Regions from separate parts of the Homo sapiens genome. Here region 1 is linked to region 2. Evidence: read pairs that join two places in POLR2A ChIA-PET (ENCODE). Cell type or tissue: HCT116. All regions are shown on one strand. Links, peaks and the distances in the headings refer to the core of each region. The heading gives the core; the rest is flanking DNA.

Region 1 (12,032 bases), core at 4,489-6,988, 65 kb after region 2:
CTCTGCAATGCTCTTGAGTGGCTTTCTCCAGGGGCAGATGAGGCCAGGCTCCCCAAAACAGAGACTGTGTCTCTTCCCTTAAATTGGACACTTCCTCAAGGTAGCAGCCATGTCTCCCCCTCAGATTGGGGGCTCCCTTGACATAGGAGCTCTTTCTCCCTGATGTGAAGGGGGTCTCTCAACTCCTTGTCCTGGTGTTGACCACCCAGCCCACCACAGTGTGACACACCTGACTGACCAACAAGGGAGGAGAAGCAGGGCAGGGAGCACTGAGGGAGGAGGACCAGGGCAGGGAGGACTGCTGGAGGAGGAAGAGGGGACGGAGGACTAGGTAGGTAAGACCAGCGGAAGGAGGACCAGGGGAAGGGCATGAGGAGAGGGAGGACTAGGGTAGGAAGACCAGGGGAAAGAGGACCAGGGGAGGAGGACTGGGGGAGGGAGGACCAGCAGAGGAAGGGCTATGGGAGAAGAACCAAGGGAGAGAGGACTAGGGGAGGGAGGACCAGGGAACGAGGACCAGAGCAAGCCATCATCTATCCTTTCCAAGGGCAAAACAGGAGAACAGGGCAGGAGCATTCCTTTGCAGAGGCCTGGGCTCCATGGAGTGTTCTGCCTGAGCCCCAGCCCGCCATACAGGCCTGCTTCCTCCATCCAGGAAGCTGAGCTGCCCTCCAGCCAGCCAGGAGCAAGCTCCCTCCACTAAACTCCTGCAGCACTGTGGTCCCTGCCATCTCTGCCTCAGAACCCAGGGTCCCTGGGAGCCTTGTTATTGAGTGTTTCTGGTTGACGCACTTTTTTCAGCAAAGTTTCATGGAGAGGGACCAGAGTTTCTAATCTTCACAACCACAGGGTCAGGCATTGTGTTAGCTATGATCACACTCTATGATGTCATGCAAAGAGCTCCAAGTCCAAGAACCTGGGGTCAAATCTGGACTCTTGCCCAACTTGGGCAAGTCATTTTTCTTCTTTTAGGCTCAAACCCTCCTCCTCTGCAGAATGAAAGGACTAGACTTTTTTTTTTTTTTTTGAGACGGAGTTTCACTCTTGTTGCCCAGGCTGGAGTGCAATGGCTTGATCTCGGCTCACTGCAACCTCCGCCTCCTGGGTTCAAGCGACTCTCCTGCCTCAGTCTCCAGAGTAGCTGGGATTACAAGTGCCCACCACCGCGCCCAGCTAATTTTTTCTATTTTTAGTAGAGACTGGGTTTCACCATGTTGGCCAGGCTGGTCTCAAACTCCTGACCTCAGGCGATCCACCCACCTCAGCCTCCCAAAGTGCTGGGATTATGGGTGTGAGCCACCAAGCCCAGCCAGGACTAGACTTTTGTAACAAACTCTTCATGAGATTAAATGAGTCAATATGTAGCTGTCACAGGCCTTGTAGTAACTAGTGATTCAATAAAGCTTCGGTGACTCCAAAAGCTGGCTGGGCAAAGCCTCCCTGCCATGAGAAGTCATCCTGCCCTGCCTGTGGTAGGCAGAATAATAAACCCCAAATATGCTGGGTGCGATGGCTCAAGCCTGTAATCTCAGCACTTTGGGAGGCCGAGGTGGGCAGATCACGAGGTCAGGAGATGGAGACCATCCTGGCTAACACAGTGAAACCCTGTCTCTACTAAAAACACAAAAAATTAGCCGGGCGTGGTGGCGGGTGCCTGTGGTCCCAGCTACTGGGGAGGCTGAGGCAGGACAATGGTGTGAACCTGGGAGGCGGAGCTTGCAGTAAACCAAGATCGATCGCGCCACTGCACTCCAGCCTGGGCGACAGAGCGAGACTCCGTCTCAAAAAATAAAAGCTAAAAAATAATAAACCCCAAATATGTCCATATCTGAATCCCCAGAACCTGGAAATATGCACCTTATAGGGCAAAAAGGACTTTGCGGATGTGAGGCTGTGGTTCACAAGGGATCTTAACAGGAAGGAGACAGGAGTCAATGCCCGAGAAGGAGACATAACCAGAGAAGCAGAGGTCAGACTGACGCGCGGCCCTGAGCCAAGGAGTGCGGCAGCCTCCAGAAGCCGAAAAAGGCAAGGAACAAGTCTCTCCTGGAGCCTGCAGAAGGAACACAGCCCTGCTGACACCTCAGTCTTAGCACCCTAAGACCCATGTTGGACCTCTGGCTTCAGAATTGTAAGAGGATAAATGTGTGTTGCTTTAATCCCCCAAGTTTTTGATAATTTGTTACAGCAGTAATGGAAAATGAACGCACTCCCCTAGCTCATTCTAGCACCAGAGGTGCTAGCCTCTCACACTCGTGTTAGAATTATTGGGAGGCGGGGCCAGGCGCAGTGGCTCACGCCTGTAATCCCAGCACTTTGGGAGGCTGAGCCAGGTGGATCACCTGAGGTCAGGAGTTCAAGACCAGCCTGGCCAACATGGTGAAACCCCATCTTTACTAAAAATACTAAAATTAGCCAGGTGTGGGCCGGGCGCGATGCCTCAAGCCTGTAATCCCAGCACTTTGGGAGGCCGAGGCAAGTGGATCACGAGGTCAGGAGATCGAGACCATCCTGGCTAACACAGTGAAACCCCATCTCTACTAAAAAACAAAAAAAAATTAGCCGGGCATGGTGGCGGGCGCCTGTAGTCCCAGCTACTCAGGAGCCTGAGGCAGGAGAATGGCATGAACCTGGGAGGCGGAGCTTGCAGTGAGCCGAGATCGCGCCACTGCACTCCTGCCTGGGAGACAGAGCAAGACCCCGTCTCAAAAAAAAAAAAAAATTAGCCAGGTGTGATGGCAAGAGCCTGTAATCCCAGCTACTTGGGAGGCTGAGGCAGGAGAATCACTTGAACCCAGGAGGCGGAGGTTACAGTGAGCTGAGATTGTGCCACTGCACTCCAGTCTGGGCAACAAAGCAAAACTCCATCTCAACAACAGCAACAAAAAAAAAGAATTACTGAGAGGCGGATCTGCTCCCCTTCTCAATTGATAATCCTTTACAGCCAAAAGGTGGTTTTCTGTTCATCTTTGGACCTACTACAAGGTCTGACTCAGTGCTTCGTACACAGTAGTTGCCCTATTGATGCTTGCTGAATGGACGCAGGCAGTAAGAGCCCAGAGTTGGATTTCATTCAGCACCTAATTGTTGGGTTCATTGTGTGCAGTCACAGAGCTGGGTGCTCAGAATTCAGTACTGAGTCAGCCAAGCCCTGCCCTTAGTGAGAGCAGGCCGTGAGTGAGACACACACAAAACAGTTCAGTGCAGCGCAATGTTACTCGTGCAGTGACAAAGGTATGTGTGTACAGGCACCTTGGGAGGCCCAGGGAGGGAGCAACTCATTCAGACCAGGCCTCGGAGGATAGTTTCACAGGGAGGGACAGCAAAGCTGGGTTTCGAAGCCAGGGCAGCACTTTGCCAGGCTGAGAAGACAAGGTGGAAAATCGTCCAGGTAGACACGGGAATGCACCTGGTGTGTTTGGGGAACACCCAGAGACCCATAGCTGCATCAGCATTTCCAGGGGGATGCAGTAGGAGTGCTATGGAAAATGGATCTTGCAAAGAAACGCATTTCTTTATCTCCTGTTAGTTGAGCACCTACTCTGTGCCAGGTACTGTCTCAGTCTCTGGGAATAAACACCACAAACCACATTTTTGCTCTCGTGGAACAGACATTCTAGCAGGAGAAATGGGCAATCAACAAACCAGTGGATGGTCCATTCTCCAAGGAAATACAAAGGGGACTATGAGTGCTTCGAGAGGCTGGGGAAGGCCTCTCCCAGGTGACAGTTAAGGGGGGAACTGAACTATGTAAAGAGCCAGCCACGTGCAGGGAAGGACACTCCAGGCTGAGGTGACAGTTGGTCCAAGGGCCCTGAGGCTGGACCGAGGTATTCCGTTCTGGGGAACAGAAAGAAGAGCCTGTGTGGCTGGGGTGGAGTGGGCAAAGGAGAGAGTCAAGCCACATCAAGTCAGGAAGGGACAGGGCTGACCCTCAGAGCAGAGGTTCTCATCCCTGATGTATAGGGAGGTTCTCATCCCTGATGCACAGGGGCCTCTTAAGGCCCCTGTGGTGCTCTTAAGAGCAGAACTGAGAACCGTGATCCACAGCCCCATGGGCCTGGGAGCCTCATGTCTTCGACAGACAGTTTTTGTTTGCTTGTTGCACTGCAAACTTCTCAGAGCTTGGAACAAGCCAATGCACAGTGTGATGCTGTGTTTCCCAAATTCATATGGACATGGAGCCACTTCCAGGAGAAGCAGGTGGAGCTAGGGTTCCTGGGACACCATTTTGGAAATCTCTGGGCCAATTCATAGGTCATACAAGTGGAAGAAATGACTGGGACAAAGGTTGAAAAGGAAGACCACCATGACAGGGTGCTGAAGAGTTTGGACTTTATCCTGTATTAATAGGGAGTCATCCAAGCATGGTTGTGTGCTGTTTTGTTCTTAATGTGTCTATTTATATAGATTTTAATCAAACAAAAGGGATATTATCGATATCTCCAATGCTTCGGTCTCCCAGTTAATAATATCTCTTGGAAAGCCACCTCATTCTTTTTAATCCGTCATGACGATGAGCTATAATTTATCTACTTCGTCCCTGACAACAACCTCTCTGGTCTCCAAGGCTTTTTGCTTTTCCAAGCAATAGTGTCATAAACCTCCCTGGATGTAAAGCATGGTGAACTTTTGCAAATACATCTTCAGGGGAAAGTTTAGCAGTGGGATGACTGGGTTAAAGGGTAAATCCTTTTATACTTCGAGAGCCACTGCCAAATTTTCTTCCAGAGTAAAATGAAATGATACTTGGAGTTTGCTTTAAAGTATTCTTACTTCTTCCATAAAAACTGGCAGCGGGAGAGAGAAGAAATCAAAATGGCATCATGTTGACAATTATCAAAACCGGGTGATGGGCATATGGGAGCTCATTTTGCTATTCTCTCTACTTTTGTGTACATCTGGAATTTTCCACAGTTAAAAAAAAAGTCACCTTGAAAAGTTCTACAAATTATCACTTGCCCTAATCATGACTAAGAATATCTTTCCCCTTATACATCTACTAGCAATGACACCATCAAAGTTTGTTTGTTGTTGTTGTTTTCCTTTTTTTATCTTTTTTTTTTTTTTTTGAAATGGAGTTTTGCTCTTGTCACCCAGGCTGGAGTGCAATGGCATGATCTCGGCTCACTGAAACCTCTGCTTCCTGGATTCAAGTGATTCTCCTGCCTCAGCTTCCCAAGTAGCTGAGATTACAGGCACCCACCACCACACCCTGCTAATTTCTGTATTTTTAGTAGAGATGGGGTTTCACCATGCTGGACAGCTGGTCTCGAACTCTTGACTTCAAGTGATCCACCTGCCTCAGCCTCCCAAACTGCTGGGATGACAGGTGTGAGCCACTGCACCCGGCCTTTCCTTTTTTTTTTTTTTTTGAGATAGGGTCTCATTCTGTCACCAAGACTGGAGTGCAATGGTGTGATCACCACTGATGGCTCACTGCAGCCTTGAACTCGTAGGCCCAAGTGATCCTCCCACCTCAGCCTCCCGAGTAGCTCAGACTACACGTGTGTGCCACCATACCTGGCTAATTTTTGCATTTTTTGTAGAGATGAGGTCTCACAATGTTGCCCAGGCTGGTCTCAAACTGCTGGGCTCAAGCTATCCTCCTGCCCTGACCTCCCAAAGTGTTGGGATTATAGCTGTGAGCCACCATGCCTGGCCCTTTTGTCTTTCTTCATAGTTGAAACAGATCTCTCTGTTGCTTCAGTTTCCGTTTATTTAATTATGAGTAAAATTGAACTTCTGTTGTAGTTTGAATGTATCCCCCAAAGTTCATGTTTTGGAAACGTAATCTCCAATGCAATACTGTTGAGAGATGGGACCGTTAAGAGGAGATTAGGTCACAAAGGCAGAGATTAATGGCCTTATAGATTAATGCCATTACCAGGGGAGTGGGTTAGTTATTGCAGTTATGGAGGGAGTGGGTTCCTGATAAAAGGATGAGTTTGGTCCCCTTCCTTCTCTGTCTCTCTCTCTCCCCCCACTCCCCTCTCTACCCTTCCACCTCCTGCCATGGGATGCTGCAGCATGAAGGCCCTCGCCAGATGCAGCCCCCTAACCCTGGACTTCCCAGCCTCCAGAATTCTCAGAAGTAAATCTCTCTACTCTGTTAAATCACCCAGTCTCAAGTGTTCAGTTAGAGCAGCACAGAACAGACAAAGACCACATCCTTCCCTATATTTCGTGGTTGCTTCTTGTTCTCCTTCTTGTTTCTTAGGAACTGGCTGTTCCTATCCTTTGCCTATTCTTGTCTGCAGTCTTGGCCTTCCTGGTTTGTGTGAGCTTTTCATAAACATGGGAAGAGGCCTTGGCACAGGTGTTGTGAATGCATTTTCCCAGTTACTTTTTCATTTTCCAACTTTGTTTTTCGGTCTTTCTCCATACAGACAATTCCCTCAGGCCACATTCCTTCCTTCTTTTTCCTGTGTCTGGGCATCGAGTAGTTTGAAGGAGCTCTCTTTTGTGGCAGTGTGAATGCTGGATAGAGCAGAACTGGCCTCAGGGCTGAAGTGGTGGCCTGGGAGAGAGTTGTGAGGTGAGGATGGGACACCATGGCCAACAGGGAGCCAGGCCTGAGCTGGGAACAGCAGGATGACTCTGCATTTTCTGAGCTGAGTAACTGGGTGGGTGATGATGTCACTGACTAGGATAGGGAAGCTAGGACAAGCGGAGTTCACGGAAACACAGCAATTCCCCTCTATGGGGCACGTCTCACCCTATGTGGTTACACCTGCTTGTATACCTGACTCCCCTTCTAGACATGGGACAGGGACCCTGCCTCCTTCTCTCTGTCCCTGGAAATGGCCATAGCAAAGAGTGCCCAATAACTGCAGATATGAATAAATGAATGAACAAATTAATAAATGAATGGCTCCAGCACTTTGGGAGGCCAAGACGGGCAGATCACTTGAGGCCAGGAGTTCGAGAACAGCCTGGCCAACATGGCGAAACCCTGACTCTACTAAAAATACAAAAATTAGCCAGGTGTGGTGGCACATGCCTGTAATCCCAGCTACTCGGGAGGCTGAGGCAGGAGAATCGCTTGAACCCAGGAGATGGAGGTTGCAGCAAGCCAAGATCACACTGCTGCACTCCAGACTGGGAGAGAGAGCCAGACTCTGTCTCAAAAAATAAAATATGTCCGGGTACGGTGGCTCACGCCTGTAATCCCAGCACTTTGAGAGGCTGAGGCGGGCAGATCATAAGGTCAGGAGATCAAGACCATCCTGACCAACATGGTGAAACCCCGTCTCTGCTAAAAATACAAAAATTAGCTGGGTGTGGTGGGACGTGCCTGTAATCCCAGCTACTCAGGAGGCTCAGGCACGAGAATCACTTGAACCCAGGAGGTGGAGGTTGCAGTGAGCCGAGATCGTGCTACTGCACTCCAGGCTGGCAACAGAGTAAGACTCCATCTGAAAAATAATAATAGTAAATAAAAATAAAATAAAATAAATGTTGCTGGGTGCAGTGGCTCACACCTGTAATCCCAGCACTTTGGAAGGCCGAGGCGGGTAGATCACCTGAGGTCAGGAGTTCGAGACCAGCCTGACCAACATGGAGAAACCCCGTCTCTAGTAAAAATACAAAAAATTAGCCGGGCGTGGTAGCGTATTCCTGTAATCCCAGCTACTCTGGAGGCTGAGGCAGGAGAATCGCTTGAACCCAGGAGGCAGAGGTTGCACTGAGCCAAGATCACACCATTGCACTCCAGCCTGGGCAACAAAAGCGAAACTCTGTCTCAAAAAATAATAATAAAATAAAATAAATTTTAATTTATTTTAAATAATTTAAAATTTATAAATTAAATTTTATAATTTTATATTATAAACAGATTTAATTATTTAAATATAATTACAAATAAATATATAATTAAAATTTAATAATTTTAAAATAAATTTAATTTAATTTAATTTAAAAATCAATGAGTAAATGGCTTGAGTGTGTGGTCCCTCTGTCCAGGTGGAGATGCTGGGAGGTGGAAGGCAGAATTCACAACCGAAGGGATTTTCTCCTCCCTAGTCGCCTCCCCCAGTAGTTGATGGCGGCTGCCACACCTCAAGCCAAGCAGGGGACCTGGCAGTGTTCACCCGCCAGCTGCGTGAACGCCCGTAACTCTTTACGGCAGAAGACCAAGGGTGCGTCTGGTCCTCAGAACTGCAGGATGCACCGGCAGCGATGGAGAAGCCTCCTTGGATGAGGCAGGGTGAGGAAGGAGACCAGACAAGCAAGTCCTCCTCCCAGAGGCAGGGACAGGAAGCAGGAGCAAGGGGCCACCAGGGAAGCTGCAGGGGCTAGAACCCAGGGAACTTTCTAGAAAGGCTAGCTGGCCCTAACAGACCCCTGGCCTGGAGGAAGACCTCCAGGGCAGGTTAGGCGGGCCAGTCACATCTCCGGGGGTGATTTAAAAGGCACCACCTTGGGACAAAAGGATGGAAGCATTGACCAGACAAATGCCTGACCCGGCAGCAGCAGAAAAGGATGCATGGAACCCTGTGGGGTTCCCACCTCATGAGGTCGTCTCTCCTCATTCTTGTGCTCGGTGGCTCCCAAGGGGCAGGCTCTAGTGCTCCCCATGGAGACCCCAGGCCCAGCCGCCTTCCAAGGCTCATGCCCTGTTAAACGGGGACACGCTCCGGCCGCCCGGGATCCCCAAATCTGTAGCAGGAGCGCCCTCTGCTGGCCATCTTGGGTGGCGCCTCTGCGCTGCAGTCCCGAGAGGAGCCCGCGAGGCCGCGGGAGGAATGCAGGGACCCTGGAGACCCATCCTCCACCTGCGCTCTGCAAACTACTCCTTCTCCCCCAGGGTCCTGGCTCCTCCTCGCCATCTTCAGCTTCACCGTCTCTAGTCCCTTAACAGCCAGAGCACCAGGCCCCGGCTGGGCCGTGTGTCCATGCCTCTGCCTCCAGGCGCATGGACACAACATTCCCTTCTGAAGCTGGCCTGCGCTGTGTATCACCCCCTATCCCCCATCCCTCCATCTCAAAAAAGCCCTTCCCTGCCTTTGGCACGTGTCCCTCCCCCACGCCCACCCGCTCAAGTCCCTCTGTTAATAAACTGCTAACCCCAAAACCAGCCTTCCCTCCAGCTTGCCCGGCCCCGAGTCTGAGGGTCCCTGGAGCAGACACGCTCCACCCGCGGGGACCTCTCCCTCCTGTCAACTCCTGAGGAGCGGCAGCGGCTTCTGGGCTTCCCACGCGGGGTGTGACACCAACGGGGGACATAATACAAACGAACGAGGGTAAAGTCCGTGTGCACACCTGTGCATGGCCACATGCGGATGTGCGTCCAGGCGTGCCTTGCAGGTGTGTGGGCAGTGACTGCGCCCACCCCTCTGTCGGGTCTCGCCACGCTTAGCTGGGTGGGCTCCTTCCAACCCAGGCTGGGGCTGAGCAGGAGGAAGCCGCGGCCTCGCCCCCAGAGGGCAGCACTGAGCTGTTCTGGCCCGACTGCTGCCAGACTCTACCCGGAGAGGAGTCCTGAGTTTCCCCGTCCAGGGCCTGGGGGAAGGACTTCAAATCTGTAAAGGAAAGCAAGGAATCAAATCCCAAATCCAGGCTAGCGGTTACACTGCGGGCAGAGCGCGAGGCGCACATCGAAGCTAAAATGTCCAAAATTGGGCAGTGGATTCACGGATGTTTGTTGTGCTTTTATTCTTTTTTTGTTTTTTTCTTTTTTTTTTTTTTTTTTTTTTTTGAGGTCGAGTTTCACTCTTGTCGCCCAGGCTGGAGTGAAATGGGGTGATCTCGGCTCACTGCAACCTCCACCTCCTGGGTTCAAGCGATTCTCCTGCCTCAGCCTCCCAAGTAGCTGGGATTACAGGCGCCTGCCACCACGCCCGGCTAATTTTTGTATTTTTAGTAGAGACAGGGTTTCACCATGTTGGCCAGGCTGGTCTCGAACTCCTGACCTCAGGTGATCCGCCCACCTCGGCCTCCCAAAGTGCTGGGATTACTGGCGTGAGCCACAGCGCCCGGCAGTGCCTTCATTCTTAAATCCTACACATATTTTGTAAATATTATTTTGAATCTATTCAGTATTACTCTTTTCAAAATAAAGGCCTCCGAGCCCTCTCTAGAATGTGGAAAGACCACTCATCGCTCAGTGGAGCAAAGTGAGCCTACAAGCTCCCCAGATCGCCCCCAGAACCCCCAGAATGCAGAGGGCTCTGAGTGTCTCTGGGGTTGCCTGTGGCTTTGGGGAAGGGGAGAGCCTGGACCCAGGCTTCTTTACCGCCCGGAGTCCCGGGTCAGCACTCCTGCAGGATAAGCCACACATCGACACGCAGCTCACACACACACACACACACTTCCAGATTCATACACAGGTGCATGCTCACAGGTTGACACACACATGCTCAAAGACTCATACACACACGTTCACACATAGCTCACATGCACATACACACACACATTGAGACTCTCAGACACACACAGACTGATACACGTACATTCACACACAGCTCATACGAACATTTACACTCTCAAATTCACACACAGGCACATGCTCACAGGCTGACACACACTCAAAGACTCATATACACACATTCACACACAGTTCACATGCACACTCACACTCCCAGATTCACACACAGGCGCATGCTCACAGATCGATACACACACACTCAAAGACTCCTATATACACATTCACACATAGCTCACAGGCACATCCACACACACACATTGACACTCTCAGACATGCGCACACACAAAGACTCACACACACACGTTCACACACAGCTCACACACACACTCCCAGATTCACACACAGGCGCATGCTCACAGATACACACTCAAAGACTCATATACACACATTCACACACACATTGACACTCTCAGACACATGCACACACAAAGACTCACACACACGTTCACACACAGCTCATACACACACTCACACTCCCAGATTCACACACAGGCACATGCTCACAGGCTGACACACACTCAAAGACTCATACCCATTCACGTGCCGCTCACATGTACATTCACACACATACACTGACATTCCCAGACTCACACACACCAGCACATGCTCACAAACTTCCCCATACTCACAAACTTCCCCATACTCACACTCACACTCATAGACTCATGTCCACACTGTCACCCACTCATGGACACACGCGCAAACTTTCACATTCACACAACCTCTCACGGGTACACACCTTACACACTCACACAAAGACGCCATTGCCACTCTGGCCTGTTAATCTTACATCCTCATCAGGAAAGAGGAGGGGCTTGTATCCTCCCTGATTGCAAGAGAGATTTCTAGAATGTTCCCAGGAGACCCCAGTCCCAAGGTAGAGGGATATTCCTCCTGGACTGGAGGAAGCAGAATCGGGGCCAGGACTGGGCCTCAGAGGAACTCCCCGGGCTTCCTGTACCCACTCACTAGCTCATCCTCTCACTCCCCAGCCCATACGTGGGAGAGCCTGACCTGGGGACATGACAGGGGACACACAGCAGGCCCTGATCTTGGGGAGCTCCTGGACCTCACGAGACACCGTGGAGACCTGTGCAGGCTGGCCTGTGGGAGTGCCCATGAGGGGTCCCTGACCCAGCCTCAAGGCAGGACAGGTGGGGAAAGGATCTGAGCAGGTCCAGCACAGCAGGAGACACAGGAGATGCCGGCCTTCCAGGCAGGGTGATGGGCACATGCCATGGCAGGGGGCACCCTCAGGGAAGCATGAGATGTCCCAGGCCAGGGGAGCTGGCTGGAAAGGCAGGGGGTGGGGGCTGGGCCTGGCAAGGTGAGCAGGGGCCCACCTGGGAGAGGCCCACCTGGGAGAGGCCCTGCGTGCCACACGAGGGAGCGGGGCCTTGCTCCTGAAAGCCACAGGGAGCCCTGATTAACTGCACAGGACAGGAGAGGACACAGCTGCTCTGCAGAGGCACACAGCTTGTACCCAAAACCTGCAGGAGGGCAGGTGGTCCTCAGCCTCCATTCCAGGAGCAGAGCAGGCCCAGGAGCCCACCACTGGTCCAGGGAAACCCCCCACAGGTACAGCCACGTTCTTCCCTGATTC
Region 2 (9,875 bases), core at 5,363-7,862:
CCCTCCACCCTCAAGATAAGGTCCACATTCCTGGCACTTAGGCCCATCCCCATCTTTCCATTCCTGCCCCATCTCCCACCATCCCCCAGGCCCCCTAGAAAATCATACAATGCTTCCCAAATGCCCTTCTTCCCTCTAAGAATACTCGGCACTTGCAGTGACCTCTGATTGAAATGTCCCACTCCATCTTTTCTACACAGAAAACTACCCATCTTCAGTGATCCCTCTGACTGCCTCCTCCTCTGTCTTCCTGTACTCTCGCCCCCTGGGTTTGTACTGTGCTCTGTTATAGTGTCTCACACTTATCTCCATGGCTCTATGAAGCACTTGATGAAGAATAAAAGTTCATGTACTGAAAAAATAGAAGAAACCTCTCTCTGCGGGCAGCCAGAGCTCCTCTAAGCCTGCCCCTGCTCATCTCGTACTTGCCCCAGTGCCCAGCGCCACGTCTGATCCAAGTAGGATCCCAACACATATGAGATGGAGGAAAGATACCAGTCATTCCAGAAAGATGCTCATTGCTGAAAAGGAGCTAAAGGTAAGGAAATCTCTTTGCCAGGATGGTCAGCAAGGGCCTGAAAGAGGCAATGCCTGCATGTGTAGGCGGCATAGATGACTGGTATTTCTTGAGGGGCTTTTAAGTGATGCTCAACGACTGTTAAATAATACTGAAGTGGCCGGACACGGTGACCCATGCCCGTAATCCCAGCACTTTGGGAAGCCGAGGTGGGCAGATTGCCTGAGCTCAGGAGTTTGAGATCAGGCTGGGCAACATGGCAAAGCCCCGTCTCTACTAAAAATACAAAAAATTAGCCAGGCGTGGTGGCACACACCTGTAATCCCAGCTACTCAGGAGGTTGAGGCATGAGAACAACTTGAGCCCAGGAGGCACAAGTTGCAGTGAGGTGAGATCTGCGCCACTGTGCTCCAGCCTGGGCGACAGAGCAAGACTCCGTCTCAAATAATAATAATCATCCTAAACATAATAATACTGAAGCACTTGGAGGAAGATTTCCTTTTTCCATGTTTGTTTGTTTGTTTGTTTTGAGACAGAGTCTCACTCTGTCATCCAAGCTGGAATGCAGTGGCATGATCACAGCTCACTGCAGCCTTGACCTCCTGGGCTCAAGCCATCCTCCAGCCTCAGCCTCCCAAGTAGGTGGGACTACAGGCACACACCACCATGCTCAGCTAATTTTTTTTTTCATAAACATGAGATTTCGCTATGTTGCCCAGGCTGATCTTGAACTCCTGGGCTCAAATGATCCTCCTATCTCAGCCTCCAAAGTGCTGGGATTACAGGCATGAGCCACTGCACCTGGCCTCTTTTTCTATTTTTCAATCTTCTGATTAGTCAAGGATGAAATCTCATTTGGACACTATGGCTTCTCTAACGACCCACACACTTGTCAATCACCCTGTTCAAAAAAAGAGAGCCAACTTTGGGCTCAGAACCTTTAGAAAGTAACAGCATCTAGTTAGAAGTTAAGTATTTCTGTATGTCATTTCCTTCTGCTTCTGGCAAGTGATTATGATTTTCCTTTTTTGTAGTAATGTAAGATTTCCTTTATAAATATATTTATTGAAATGAAAGGTGAGTTAATTTACCAAAATGTGTTAAATAAATATTTAAATGGGTGTTACAGAATATGTTACATTAAAAATTAAACAGGTAGTTTAAGTTTTGAAAATTAAAAGAGAATATAATTCTCTTTTATTCAATATTCAGAGAATACTGAAGGCATTTTATGATAGTTAATACATGGAAGACTCTTAGATCAAGGCTAGTGGGTATAATTGATTCCCTTTCTACTTTCTCAAATGGTTTTAAACCATTCAAGGTTTTTGCCAAGCTCTGCTGGGAAGCCCAGAATCTGCCGCAATGTGTTCCAAGGCCTGGAAAGTTACCCTCTTCCCCATGCCCATGCTGATGCCGCCACTCTGGTTGGGATGTAAGCCCCAGGTCCTGGGTCCCTGAGCTGGGTAGGGAAGTCAGTGGTGCTGTGGATGGGCCACCCTGGAGAGAGCCAGCAGAGTGGCACTTTCAGAACCCTGCTCTGTCATCTGCAAATGTATCTGTTTGGGGGATCCTAAGAACAGCTGAGACCCACCTGACTGAGCAGAAGCTCCCAGCTGGGGCTCCCCTGGCCAGCTAAGCCTCTTGACAGATGGCCCTGGTTTCCAGCCCTGGTGCCAAACCCCAACCCCTGTCCTCACCCACCTTCTCCACTTCCCACCCTCCAGCCCTGTCTTAAGCCTCACTCAGCCCGAAGCAGCAGGCTTCGTCCCTCAGAACTCCTCCCAGCTGCCAGGGAAAGAAAGCTGTGCATGAGGACCACTGTGGGGTGGACAGCACAGTAGCTCCCCAGCCAGGCAAGGCTGGGCCACGTGCCAGTTTCACCCTCCCTTTCCCTGTGGTCCTCAAAGTTGGCCTCAGTTTCCTCATGAGAAGCCCCTTCATGCACTGTTGCCAAGGGCCATAAAGACAGAGGGCTTCCACCTGTAATCCCAGCACTTTGGGAGGCTGAGGTGGGCAGATCACGAGGTCAGGAGATCAAGACCATCCTGGCTAACACGGTGAAACCCTGTCTCTACTAAAAATACAAAAAATTAGCTGGGTGTGGTGGCAGGCGCCTGTAGTCCCAGCTACTTGGGAAGCTGAGGCAGGAGAATGGCGTGAACCCGGGAGGCAGAGGTTGCAATGAGCAGAGATCACGCCACTGCACTCCAGCCACTGCACTCCAGGGTGACAGAGCGAGACTCTGTCTCAAAAAAAAAAGAAAGAGGGCTCCCTAGATGAATGCCCAACTGCTGCCCACATGTAGCCCCTGCCACATTGGCCCTCCTCCCCCTACATCTGGCCTTGTTCCAATACAAAGAGGATCTTGCTGTGCTTGCAGCTCCTGCGGTCCAGATAGGAGGTCTTGTTCCAGCTGCAGCAGGGCAGCATCTCTTCCCTTCTCCCAAGCTCTCTGCCTGGCATGGGAACCAGACTGGGCAAGATGGGGCCAGGGATGAGGAAGGCCAACAGCCATGGCCTGAGTGAGTGATTTCTTCTAGGTCATGTGGCATGGCTCACTCTTCCAGCCTCTCAGGGCTCAGGGTCTGCCCTCTGAGCCCCACCTTCAACACCTCCCATGGGAATCCTCCAAAGAATGAACCAGGAATGGAAACCATGGAGCCCATGGCACCCCGGCACCTGAGACCCAGCGAGAATCAACACTGCCTCTCTACAGCCAGTGTGCAAGGCTGCAAGGCTGCAAGCTAGACCCAGTGCCAGCAACCCAAATGCAGGCCCTCCCCTTGGGGAGTGGATGGAGTAGGAGAGAAGGGGCTGCAAGGACCCAGAGAGGCAGACAGAGGGACAGAGAGAGAACCAAAGATCCCACTTGCAAGGTGTCCCCAGAGGCAAAGGTATCGTCCACTGGGGACATAGGGACCTGGAGACAGCTCAAGGACAGCTTTGCTCTGGTTGTGGGAGCCCTCTTGCTTGCCTGCAAGCAGCCTCCCACACCCCCAACTTACTACCCATTGCTGTCTGTCATTGATCCCCAGGTGGGGCCAGGGAGGGACCTGAGTCAGCATGTAGCTGGCTGCTGGGAGAGGGAGCACCCGCTGAGTCACGGCTCCTCCCCTGGAGCCTCCATGAGCCATCTAGGCAGGTGTGCACTGCCCACTGGCGCAGGGCTGTGGGTACCTGCACCTGTCTGTCAACACTGATTCTTTCTCATACAACAGGCACTTGCCATCACCCTTCCCAATTCAGACCCTATCAGACCACAGTGAGGGGATGGAGTGGGCCCACATACGTGCCTCCACCTGAGTCTAGGCACCCCAGGCTTGTGTCTGCTGGGACACACCTAGCAGTGAGGATGAGAGCACCGGCTTCGAAGCCAGGCAGGTCATGGTGTAAAGCCAGATTCTTCCACTTATTTGGGGAAAGTTGCTTCCCCTCTGTGAACCTGTTTCCTCATTCCAAATTCGGATTCATCCTTTATTGAGCACCTACTATGTGCCAGGCATTGGGCTGAGTGCTGGGGGTAAAGTAATGAGCAAGCCCTTATCTTGATGGACAGTTATGGGATAAAATAGACCTGCAGAAATGAACATGTAATTCACAACTGAGGTGAGCACGGTTGGTGGGGAATGGAGAGCACATAATAAAGGTGTGGCATGGTCTGGGGTACCAGTGACCTTCTCCCTGAGAAAGAGACACTTGAGTGAAGGGGGAGGAGAAGTGAGCCAGGAGAAGGACAAAGGGGAGGGGCATACAGCATGTGCAAATGTCCTGAGGTGGGAACAAGCAAAGTGACTGCCAGGGCAGGAGTCCTGTGTGGCTAAAGGGCAGTGGGTTAAGTCAAGCAAAAGATTTCAGTGGGGAAAAAAAAATAGTTCTGAGCTTGGCCAGCCACAGTGGCTCACACCTGTAATCCCAGCACTTTGGAAAGCCAAGGCGGTCGGATCACCTGAGGTCAGGAGTTCAAGACTAGCCTGGCCAACATGGTGAAACCCTGTCTCTACTAAAAATACAAAAATCAGCTGGGCGTGGTGGCGGGCACCTGTAATCCCAGCTACTTGGGAGGCTGAGGCAGGAGAATCGCTGGAACCTGGGAGGTTGAGGTTGTAGTGAGCCCAGATCACACCACTGCACTCCAGCCTGGGTGACAGAGTGAGACTTGGTCTCAAAGAAACAAACAAAAAAAAAAAGTTCTGGCCTCATGAAGTTGTTGTGAGGCTTAAAAGAACTCATATTGTAAAACTGCTGGTGTGGGTCTGGTACATGGTGGGACATCATCCTGACTGTCGGTGGCACTGTGCCTGCTCCCAACTTCCCCATGGACCATCTGGGCAACTTGGGTTCTCAGCTCCCTTGCTTATTATTAGCCCATCCTTCTGGCCTATTGAGCCCCCATTAGGATCAAAGACCTGTGCCTGTGGGGCCTGGGGAGGACATTGAATGTTTGGAGGATCATAGTTCCTTCCGTCAAGGAACCTCCAGTGTTGCAGGCAAGACCCTCGTTGCTTTGCCTGCACTGTCGAATTTAATCTTCACCAACTGTTTTAGGAGGTATGCATTAATTTTTAAATCATTTTACAGGTAAGGAAATTGAGGCTCAGAGAGGGTATCTTGGCCACAGTCACAGAGCTAAACAAGGCAGAATGGAGCCAGGGCTTGCCCTCCAGTGATCAGGAGCTACAGTGGACACAGGCTCAGAGCTCCTGCTCTCTGTCCCAAACCCCACACATGCACTGGGTCCCTCTCTACCTTCTTCCTCATGTTGTCTCTTTTCTTATTCAGTCTGTCTCAATTCACCCCATCTCCCCTACACCTACAACAGTTAAGTTTCGATAAGTATGTGTGAATGAATGAATGAATGAATGAATGAATGCCCCTCCCTGCCTAGTACTGGCCCAGGGCCCTCACTATCCTCTCTATCCCTGACTCTGTCTCTCTGACTCTCTCCCTCTCCCTTTCTCTCTCTCTCTCAACTCTATATCCATTTGTTTCTCTCTATTTCTGTGTGTCTATTTTTGCCCTCTCTCTCAAGCCAAGTCACCCCTAAAGTTCATCAGAGCACCTTAAAGGAAAAAGACTTCCTTTCCCAAGCCTGGCCTTACAGTGGCACAGAGGGAAGCCCTGTCAGGAAAGCCTGTGCTCAGCAAACGGCAATGGAGGAGGAGCTGGTGACTGCCCTGCACTTGCCTGAGGCCGGTCCATCGCCCTGGAAGTCCCTGGCATCCCCTGGTCCCCTTTGTGGCAGCCTCCAAGCTCAGTGAGGTGGGCCAGGGAAATTCCTGGGGTCCCACAAGGACATCGGGACCCCCCAGCCCCTGGGGATCAGGCCTCCTTGGGGCTGCCTCCTCTGACATCTTCCTGTAGGAATAGTCGCCTACATTACCCAAGCCAGGTTGTCTGTGGCTTTGGGGAAGTGCCATTTGCCTGATTAGGAAGGTACATATGCCAGTTGCTGCCTATAGAGTTCCCTGGACACATTAGAGATCTTTTCACCATTAAAAAAAAAAAAAAAAAAAAGCTCCCAAAAATAAAGGGGATTGAGAATTTCAAGGTCGGTTCCACCCCATAAAACAAAAACCATGGAGTAAGCTACGAAAAATGCACACTGATCCCATAAGTCTCTCAGTTTTATCTCATCCCTGAGAAAGAACGGAACAGGAATGAAGCCACCCAGGACGTGGCAAAGCCTGAGCATGGACAGGACTTTGCCACTTTCAGCCTTAGGACCTGGAGCAAGCCAGTCTCCCTACGGTGAGGTTGGAGGAGTCTTCCCGGTGGCTCACCTAGGACTGCCGGGTTCTGAGTGCTGGGAGGGTGGAGAGAGGGTTTAGAGGGAGGCGGAGCCAGAGAGGGCACCTGATCAGCCCCAGGACTCAGAGATGCAATCCCAGCTGCCTCCACTAGACTGTGCTATCGAGTCACTTTGCTCGTCTATTGTTTAGCTGAGCGGAGGCCAAGGGAAGGCGGTCACCATTGTCGAAGCTGCTGGGCTCACTCATATTTTGAGTTGGATGCTTGTGGCTGCCAGGCTCTGTGAACAAGAGCCCTGTTCATCAGCAGGATCCAAACACTGGCCCTACCCTCCCCAGTGAGGTATTGTGGGGAAATCCCGGGAGGAGGGGAGTCCATGTGAGACCCCGGTGGCCACTGCCCTGCTGCCCTCTTCCTCTGGAGCCTGACAGCACAGGGTGGGACTACCTCCCAGCCTCCCTGCTTGACTTCCTCCTCTCCTGGTTCTGAGCCTGCTTTCAGCCAGGTGGTGCCAGCCGCCATTCTTACCCGCAAGCAAGCCCAGGTCTCCTGTGTATTCCCTTCAAACAGTAACGGCAACCACTCAGAGAGGAGGCTCGCCCCACCTCACCCCAGTCTAAGAGACCTCACGTTTCTATATTCCTCTAAAGCAAATCTCCTTTGGGCACAGACTTTAATCTGGTTCCACCTCCAAGGTAGAGAGATGTCTGGGGATTCTTAGGAAGTTGAGGGCGTTCTGGGCTTCAGTCCCCACTGGTGACTCTTGCCATATTTTGCTCTTTGTCCAGGCCCATGTGACCTCTCAAATGTGGGCCATTCCCGAGATTCTTTGCCACACTTGGGCAGGAGGTTCATTGCCCAACTAGGAACCTTAGGAACCAGAGTCCAACACCCCTGGGAGTATCACAAAGCCCCTCCCCACACTAGGGTCCTGTACCCCCTAGGGCCCTCAAACCCACCTCTTCTCATTCTCTGAGGAAGCACCCTCAAACCTTCCTCTTTCCTGAGTTGTCCCCTGTACCCCTGAAACTCTAGTACTTCACCTCCAGGATGGCCCATCCTCACCCAGGGATCACCTAAGGTCAACCCTTTTTGATGACAAAACTTAGGTTAAAAGATATCCCAGAGTTTCAGAAGTACAAAGCAGTCCTCTTTCTCCTGGGGTGGAGGTAGGAACAAGAGAAACCAACATCTCTTCATTCCTTTTCCTAATAACTCACCCCATTACCATTTATAGGGTGCTGACTATGTGCCAAACACAATGCCAAATTCATTGCCTGCATGAGGTCATTCACTCCTGTATCAGCCCTTATGCAGTAAAGATATTTATTCCCTACCTTGTGAAAGAGGAATGTGGGGTTCAGTACCTTGCCCAAACTCTTCAAGGCTATTCAGCATAGGAGCCAGGACTCCAACCCAAGTAGTCTGATTCAAAAGCTCAGGCTTTCAGATCCCTTGCCCAAATTTAGTCGTTTTTCAGTCTCTCCCCTACCCTTGACTCCCCCTACAAGTTTTCTTCAGGCAGCCAAATGAATGAGCTGTTGAAACTGACACAGGACTAGTCAACTCTTTCCTAGCTTGGGGCAATGAGCCCCACCCACCTCTGGAATCTTCACCACTTACTAGGGTGAGGCTCCTTGCCTTCCCACTCCTTTTCTAGCCCCCCAAAGAGAAGGAAAGGCATTCCCCACCCAGGGGAGTCTCCTACAGTCCTGGCTCTTAAGGTATAGTCACTCATTGGATTCTTGTATCAACCTCAAGAGGCAGGGCTCAGCATCCTTACTATACAAGTAAAGACACTGAGACTCAGACTTTCCAAGCTCACATCTGTTACAGAACAGAGCCAGGGTTAGAAACCAGTCTATTCTCAAACCCTCTAAAAATGCTCTCATCGTGAATGGATAATCACCATGCCCTAGAGATAGTTTACCCAGTATCGCCAGCACAGCCATGCCTTGAGCCAGCACTATGCCAGGCCCTGTGCTGGAGGCCTTAAATGCATTCTTCCAGTGAATTCTCCCAACAAGCCCATGAGGTAGATACTATCATTATGCCCCTTTTACAGAAATGGCAGCTGAGGCTGGGAGCTGGTCATCAACTTGCCCTAGGTTAACCAAGTGTAAGAAGGATTAGATCCAGCACCAGAGGCAAGAGCAGGTGGGGTGGAGGGAGACAAGACTGTCAGGAGAGCTTGAGTTCCTACTTCGGTTCATGGACCTCCGGTAAGGAGCTCTAGGAGACCCATGAACCCCATGACATTGTATGCAAATGTATGTATGCTTATTTGAAGGTAGGGGGCAGAAGGAAAGATCTATAGCTTTCAATATTCTCCAAGGAATCCCTGATCACAAAAACATCAGGAATCCTTAACCTAACATAGTGCCTGACATAGAGGCACTCAATATCTGGTGAATGAATGGACACACATGAAAATGAGTGAGTAAATGAATGAATATCCCTCCGTACCCTAGGAGACACCACATATGACCTGGTACACACATCTATCTGTGTCTTCTGAGATGGCGAAAGATATCCTGGGACCTGAGCCCAACCCACCCCCAGGACTTTTCTCCCAGTCCCAGGGGCCATAGCCAGGTGCTATGACAAGCTCCAAAGAGATGCTTCTCCCACTTTCTCCCCACCCCCACTCCTAACAATGACCAGAGAGAGGCGAGAATTATGCAACTCAGATAATGAAGCTGTATTGATTGCCAGGAGGGGGTGAGGGTGAAGCAGGGTCCAGCTGTGAAGTGCTTGGGCAGGAGAGGGGATCTTCCAGTGGGATCTGTGTCCACACGGGGGGCCTCCTAGGCCTGAGCGGGGCTGGGCAGCCTCAGTTCTTGGTGCGAAGGACCTGCTCGTGGGTGGACACCACCTTGCCATCGTGCACATCCATGACCTTGGTGCGGATTTGGCGGCTGGAGGAGGTCACTGGGGAAGAGGTGGGAAGAGGACGTTACCAGAGGTGGACAGACAATGGACTAATCAGGAGTAAGGAGGCCAAGAAGGTGAGGAAACTCAAACTGGCTCCCCATTGCCCTCTCCCCTGATTACTGCTTCACTCCCTGCTGTTGCCCAAGCACTGATACCATCAACACATTTCTTTCAGACGAGGGCTCCCAAAGGTCAGAGACAGAGTCTTTGCCCTCAGATTAGAGCTTCCTAAGAGCTCACACCTGGCTGGTTCCATCCATATTCACCCAATGGAGTGGTCTCAGTGGGAAGAGCCCTGTAGGGCCCTGTTCATGGTGCTGACCACAACAGCAATAGGATCTGCCACAGACACCACGTAGAAGCAAGAGGTGGGGGCTGCCTCTCCTAGCCCTAAGGAGGGTTTAGAAAATAGCTTCTTCCACCCAAGGAGGTTCACAAGGGAAACTGGGTGACAGCACTAGAGCTCAGCCCCTCACGGAGCCCCTAGCCAATGCCTAGACCTGCTTGGGGTACAGAGGGTGGCCTGGAGCCCAGGCCTGCAGAGGAGGAGGGTCTTACCATCTCTGGATGACTGCGATCCAGAGGAGAACTGGGAGGAGGAGAGGCTGTGAAAATAGAAAAGGACAGGATCATTAGATACATGGTGGGGCCGTGAGAGTGCCATGGGGGGGGC

The links. ChIA-PET counts read pairs that join two places held together with the same protein. Peaks named below come from ENCODE experiments on the same cell type or tissue, not always from the same donor. Only the 100,000 strongest peaks of a DNase experiment are listed, where the experiment ranks them.
Region 1: POLR2A ChIA-PET joins it to region 2 with 6 read pairs; 12 of 35 experiments call an interaction of 5 or more read pairs at or near these places.

Annotation. Positions count from the first base shown.
Region 1 is chr17:41,639,391-41,651,422 of GRCh38, forward strand. LOC124904004 (a long non-coding RNA gene) reads right to left here. Exons shown (of 2, transcript XR_007065756.1): 2 at 7,887-9,524. It also overlaps the pseudogene KRT42P. Among named protein-coding and RNA genes, the nearest start is that of KRT17, 21 kb to the left of the region's middle. RefSeq lists enhancers at 7,985-8,860, 8,413-8,562, 8,593-8,752, 9,151-9,260. In HCT116, for the core only: no CTCF peak of the experiment used is centred there; no DNase peak of the experiment used is centred there; H3K27ac peaks cover 557 bases.
Region 2 is chr17:41,573,334-41,583,208 of GRCh38, forward strand. KRT14 (keratin 14) reads right to left here. Exons shown (of 8, transcript NM_000526.5): 7 at 9,761-9,807; 8 at 8,946-9,199. The coding sequence ends at 9,102. Among named protein-coding and RNA genes, the nearest start is that of KRT9, 6.2 kb to the left of the region's middle. RefSeq lists enhancers at 2,128-2,627, 6,258-7,244 and a silencer at 6,319-6,368. In HCT116, for the core only: a CTCF peak has its summit at 6,413; a DNase peak (open chromatin) is centred at 6,388; H3K4me3 peaks cover 1,315 bases; H3K27ac peaks cover 1,190 bases.